2 separate regions of the Homo sapiens genome follow, and region 2 is linked to region 1. A link is an interaction called in ENCODE POLR2A ChIA-PET data of the cell type or tissue named here. Cell type or tissue: PC-9. All regions are shown on one strand. Links, peaks and the distances in the headings refer to the core of each region. The heading gives the core; the rest is flanking DNA.

Region 1 (2,928 bases), core at 170-2,669:
CATGTTTATATAATTCTATGTTGTCTTATCACAATGGCAGATTTGTGTAACCACCACTGTGATCAAAACACAGACATTCCATTACCACAGAGATCTCCCTTGGGCTACTTCTGTATTGCCACCTCTACTCCCATCCCTCCCTAAATCCCAAAACACTGGCCATCAGTAATTTGTCCTCCATCTATAGTTTGCCATTTTGAAGGTGTTGCCTTCAATTATTGATGTAATAAAGCTGAAGTCTGCCATATTGTTTTTTGTTCTCTGCTTATTTCTTCTGTTTTCCAGCTTTGCTTTTTCTGCCTTCCTGTAGGTTACTTGAACTTTTTTTAGAATTCTGTTTTGATTTATCTCTAGTGCTGGCATGTTTCGGTGCACCTTTCCAATTCAGGGCCTTTTGTCAGTCTCTAGAAGTCTATTTTCTTCTCTTCACCTTTCCAAGCCTTCTTATGTTCATTTTACATGTAATGTTCAGATTTTTAGCTTCACACAGTGGTAGAAATATAGGAAAATGTGTCCTCTTCACTTTTGTAGAAGTTGAAGTCTCCTCTCATTTTTAAAGTTGTGTTCGTTCTTATTTGTGAGAACATGTAATGTCTACATATTATTTTTTATTAGTACTTTTGGCAAAGCTTTCCCAGACATCTTTTGGTTGATTGAAGCTCATTCCCTAACAGAGAATGCAACTCTGCTATTGCCTTGCTTTTCATGTTGTTTTAAAGAAGTCTGATGACAAACTAATTATCTTGCCTTTCTAAGTTATTCTATCTTTGTGCCTGGAGGACTTGAGGATTTTTTCTTTTCCTTTAATGTCTATTGATTTTACTAGACCATGTCCCAGAATCAATTACTCCATTTTTTCCTAGTTCCCTTTAGGCCCTGTCTATGTGTAAATTCAGTTTTCCTTTTAGTTCTGGAACTTTTCTGGAATTTCACTTTTTAAAATATTAGTTCTATTTATTTTCTTATTTGGGGATGCCAATCATAGGTATGTTAGACACCCTTTTCCAATTTTATGTCATTTCAACCAGTTTCCCTCTGACCTTTTTTACTTTGTTCTTCATGTCATCATTATTTTGATTGGTGATCTATTTTTGTCAACATTCTTTCCATTTTATTTGATTCTATCCTCCTCTTCAGTCTTCATTACTGATGAACTTTTATCTTTTGCCCTATTTCTTTCCCAAGTCCCTTCCCAATTCATTTTCACTCATTTTATTATTTTCTGGGTTTTAAAAAATTGTTTGCATTCTTTTAATTTTTTAAAAATCAACACAGTTATTGCACATATTCATGGGATGCACAGTGATATTTTGATACACATAAAGTATAGTGATCAGATCAGGGAAGCTGGGTGGCACCCACCTGCAGTCCCAGCTACTTAGGAGGATGAGCAGCAGAATCACTTGAGCCCAGGACTCTGAGTTCAGCCTAAGCAACATAGCAAGACCCTATCTTTATTAAAAATTATTTTGAAAACCTACTCTTTGGGGTTCTTTCTGGGTAGTTGTTGTGTGTGCTTTTTTGGGGGTCTATTTCTGTTCCTAGTTTTCATATTTCTGATTCAATGTGTTTTTTCATATCTGTAAATTGATTCACTTTGGAGTGTTCCTTTACACTTGTTTTAGAGTTTTCTTCTGATTTTTGGCTAAATTTCCTGGGGAGAATTTCTGTTAACAGAAATGCTTTGATTCTCATTTTCTAATTTTTTATAACAATCTCATATAAATATTATATGAGATATATATTATTATATATATTATTTTATATATATACATATATATATATATATATATATATATATAAATATATATATATATGCTTGATTTTCTTGATTCTTATTCGTTTCATGAACAGGCTTCCTAATTTAAGAGCTTCCCTTTCTTCGCGTTCTTCCCTCTTCTAGGTAGTTTCTTTTATGGATGATTTGGGCCCTAAGTTGGGGTGGGATGGGGTGAAGGAGGGTATATTTCTCTTGGAGAGTAATTTATCTCCCCTGCTGATGTTCTTCATTGGTTTGTCTCCCAGGGGCACCAGCTCTTCTCTCTCTGCAGCTCTTCCCTCTCTTCCCTCTCTTCTCTCTCTGCCCTGTGTCCAGTACTGACAATTTCAGGTCACAGGATACATTCTGTACTTTGGATTTTAATGTTGGACTTTCGTTTCTGGGTTTATTTTGTTTGCACATTTTATGAAGACTCTCAAGCCTCCCCTTTTCTAATCTCTCACCCACAGGCAGGGGCTCTATTGGAATTCACCTTTTTCTCTACTTACAGGTAAGTTAGAGGTTGTGATGCTTCTGTCTCCTACTAACAAAAGACATGGTCATGTGTCGTTTTGTCTGCTTTTTCTCCTTGTTATTCTTTGTTTTCCTTTTGGGAGGGTGTGGTAAGTTTTGAAATCAAGGAACCTCCATTGTTCTCTGAATCCAGAAATGTCCTCTGCCTGGCTTTGTTTTAGACAGTCAGCAAAGCCAACTATTCCTATCAACTCTAACCCTTATTCAGTGACAGGTTTTGTGAGACAATGTCCCCCAAAGCTCCAGTTATCTTTTTCTTTTTATTGTTTTTATTTTCCCTACAAAGACATCAGGTTACCAATGATTTTGTCTACTTAGAAAGAACATCCTATTGACTAAGTAATAATTTCATTATTGATCTACGTGTAGCCAATGATATCTTATCTGACAGCTGTATTAGCACAGAGTTGATAAACTAACCACCAAGTAAAGGGGCATTTCACACAGCTGGAGCTAAGCTCTTGAGAGTAGATGTGCAATATTCATTAAAAATGTTTAAGATTAATAATGGCTTATGCATCCTAGTTATTGCTATGGTGAATGTCTGGAGGATCAGCAGTCCCTAGGTTGGGAACTATTCCCGTGCCCATTCCACCTCATTTAATCAGCAAACATTTACAGAAGATGGGGGTTAA
Region 2 (2,928 bases), core at 183-2,682, 170 kb before region 1:
CAGACGTCGCTTCGACATACTGGTTTCAAGTCCTCAGGATATATATACCCAAGCACCGTTTTTAAGCGTGTGTCCCTGTGACCCTGTTTTACTCAGGTACTTGCTGAGCAGTGGCCCACTCTTTGTCTTTGCTTCTAGCACTAGCCTGAGGGCCAACTAATGAAGCAAGAGACTGAGAAATGAGGAGATGGGGGCATTAATCTCAGTCTATGCAAACCATCTCAAGCAAACGACTTTACCTCTGGGCTTTGGTTTTCCAACAACAAAACAAAAATATTATTCGCTTTATCTACTCACAAAGTATATTGTGACAAGAAAAGGAAATAATAGAAGTCCCATTTCAAGCCAGGATTGAGATGAGCTTCAGTGTGTAATTTTTTCTGCCTTCTTGCTAGATTTGCCTTACCTCAATATTCTGTATAGATCACAAGGCTCCACCGATGACCAGCCCGGCAAGGTCATATTGCAGCAAGTAGGATTCCAATTTAGTAGGTCAGTTTCAGCCTACAGTCTCACTGTTTATGACTCTGCCCAGATAATTAGGGTTGGGAATTATCATAACTAATGTCAACAGTATTTATTTACAGCCTCTGTGAGGATGTACAGAATAATGGATATATTTTCTGTTCTTTTCACAGTTATACCCATAGTGCCTTGCACAGTGTCTGGTACAGAGCAGGCACTCAACAGAGAGTTTCTGAATACATAAATCAATCAATAAGAACTAGGAAAATTAAAGAACATATAAGGCATAGCAACTGCCTACAAAGACTTGTAATTCAATCGAGTTCACATGGCCTTAAAGATACAAGATAAGTAGCAATAGAGAAGTCAGTCAGTCTACGTAAGGGCCCAGTGAGCATCGTGGCAGAAATTACTGGAGAGGCTGACAGGTTCTCTCCTAGGTGGGGGTATTGGAGTGGGATGATAAATCCCCTGGATGCCACAAAGGGTAACACAGACCTTCTATTATGTTTCGGGGCTACACTTTGTCATCAGGGGAAGATTCTTGATATTTTTCTTTGTCAATGAGTTCATCTTTGTATGGCATAATAACCAGAATAGAGATCGTAATAACCAGAGTGAAACTTTTAGTTTGGTATTGTCAAGGAAAAAATATTGGGAAGGAAAATAACTTTTTTGTCATTGTTATTATGATTATTCATTTTATTTTTTCTCCAGTAAACATAAGGTAACAATGCTACAGTTATCCACAAAATGGCTCATGTCTTTGTAAAGCATGCTTTGGAAACATCTACCTCTTTCCTTCCTTCCATCTCCCTCCTTCCTTTCCTTACCTTGTTTTCTCCTTTTCTTCATCTTTTCTTCTTACAGCATTCATTGGGCAATTACTAATCAACAAATACTTATTGGGCACTTGTGTTCCAGGAATGTGAAAGGCAAGGGAATGCGGAGATACATGAAGGAATTACATTTGAGTAACGTTTCTGCAGTATAATTGACAGAGCATGGTTGACAATTGTTTTTGGAGGGTGAGAGAGATGAAGGAAGAGGATGACTCATGTTTCAGCTTGAGAAACTGGTTGTGTGATGATGACGTCAGCCAAGACAAGAAGCAAAATAGGAGAAGCAGATTTTGGGGAAGATGTTGAATGCAGGTATAGACACATTGAATTGATGTGGCTGAAGGACACCCAGGTCAAACTGTTAAACAGGCAGTTGGAAATATGATTTTGACCATGAGGCTAAAGAGATGGATTTGGAAGACATTAGCATTTAGATGATGTTTGAAAACATGATAATAAATTCATCTAGAAAAAGTAGGTAGAAATATAGAAAAGGACCAGAAACATAAGCCTAAGGAACTCTCACACGTAAAGAATATGTAAGGAGAAAGTGAAGGAGGAAATTATGAAGGAAGGTTTAGAAAAGTAGGAGAACTAGAAGTAATTGAGGATGGTACTACTCTTGAGTGCCACATCAATAAAGCACCTTGAAGTTGGTCAAGGTCAGAATGAATCTTAATTTCTACTTTCTCCTTTTCCAACTCCAAACCAGAGCTAATTAGCTCCCATCTAAAGACTCAAAGCTTTCCCATTCTGTGGGGTTAATTACATTTATGGGCATGGGCTCTGCCACAGAAAGAAACCAGCAGCATGGAAGTAAGGCATCCAGTTGACCTTAACTGCAGTGCCTCCTGAACTGGTTCCATTTCTATGAGATGGGGTCTTGACTCCTCTCTTTGTTCAAGCTCCTGTAATGAACCCCTGTGTTCCTGGAGTCCCAACTCTAGTCTCCTGAGACAGAAGTTTTCCCCCTTGTACTCCAGGGTTATCTATTCCCCAGCGTTATAGTCTTGGGATGACTTACCTGTCTTCATGTACTTATCCTATATCTGACAATGCCTGGAATTATTTTTGGCTAGTTTAAGAATCCTAGGAGCATCTGCATGGTGTTTGGACAGCTCCTGAAAACAAATTAACCATTTATAAACAGACCCTTGTATTACTATTGTATTCTTTTAGCTATCATTTCCTAAAATTGCTATTTATTAATTCAACAACCCCTTTAATAAGTGCATGCAATTCCCAACTCTTGAAAGCCTACTATGTGCAAGGCATCGTTGTAAGTGCTGAGGATACAACAGTGAGCAAAACAGGCATGGACCTTTCCTCATGGGCTTGTGATCTCAGAGAGAGGACAGATAAACAGTTCAAGTACATAGTGGGTCAGATGGAAACACAAACACCTTATGAGGAATAAGAAGGCTGGGAAAGAGTGGCGGCGGGGGGTTGTCATTTTATTACAATGGTGGTCAGGGAAGACATCACTGAAAAATGACTTTTAGCAGAGACGTGAGAGAGACATGAAAAAAAATGATAAAAACATGATTAAGTGAGCCCTGTTGCTACTTAGGAGACAAGTATTCCAGGTGTGGGAATTGCGAGGGCAAAGGCCCTAAGGCTG

Evidence for each region. ChIA-PET counts read pairs that join two places held together with the same protein. Peaks named below come from ENCODE experiments on the same cell type or tissue, not always from the same donor. Only the 100,000 strongest peaks of a DNase experiment are listed, where the experiment ranks them.
Region 2: POLR2A ChIA-PET joins it to region 1 with 11 read pairs; 5 of 35 experiments call an interaction of 5 or more read pairs at or near these places.

The regions. Positions count from the first base shown.
Region 1 is chr4:15,165,812-15,168,739 of GRCh38, forward strand. The region is part of intron 2 of C1QTNF7-AS1 (C1QTNF7 antisense RNA 1); the gene reads right to left. Among named protein-coding and RNA genes, the nearest start is that of CPEB2, 160 kb to the left of the region's middle. In PC-9, for the core only: no CTCF peak of the experiment used is centred there; no DNase peak of the experiment used is centred there.
Region 2 is chr4:14,992,923-14,995,850 of GRCh38, forward strand. It overlaps CPEB2-DT (CPEB2 divergent transcript), which reads right to left. Exons shown (of 8, transcript NR_038857.1): 4 at 2,332-2,428. Among named protein-coding and RNA genes, the nearest start is that of CPEB2-DT, 7.7 kb to the right of the region's middle. In PC-9, for the core only: no CTCF peak of the experiment used is centred there; a DNase peak (open chromatin) is centred at 1,529.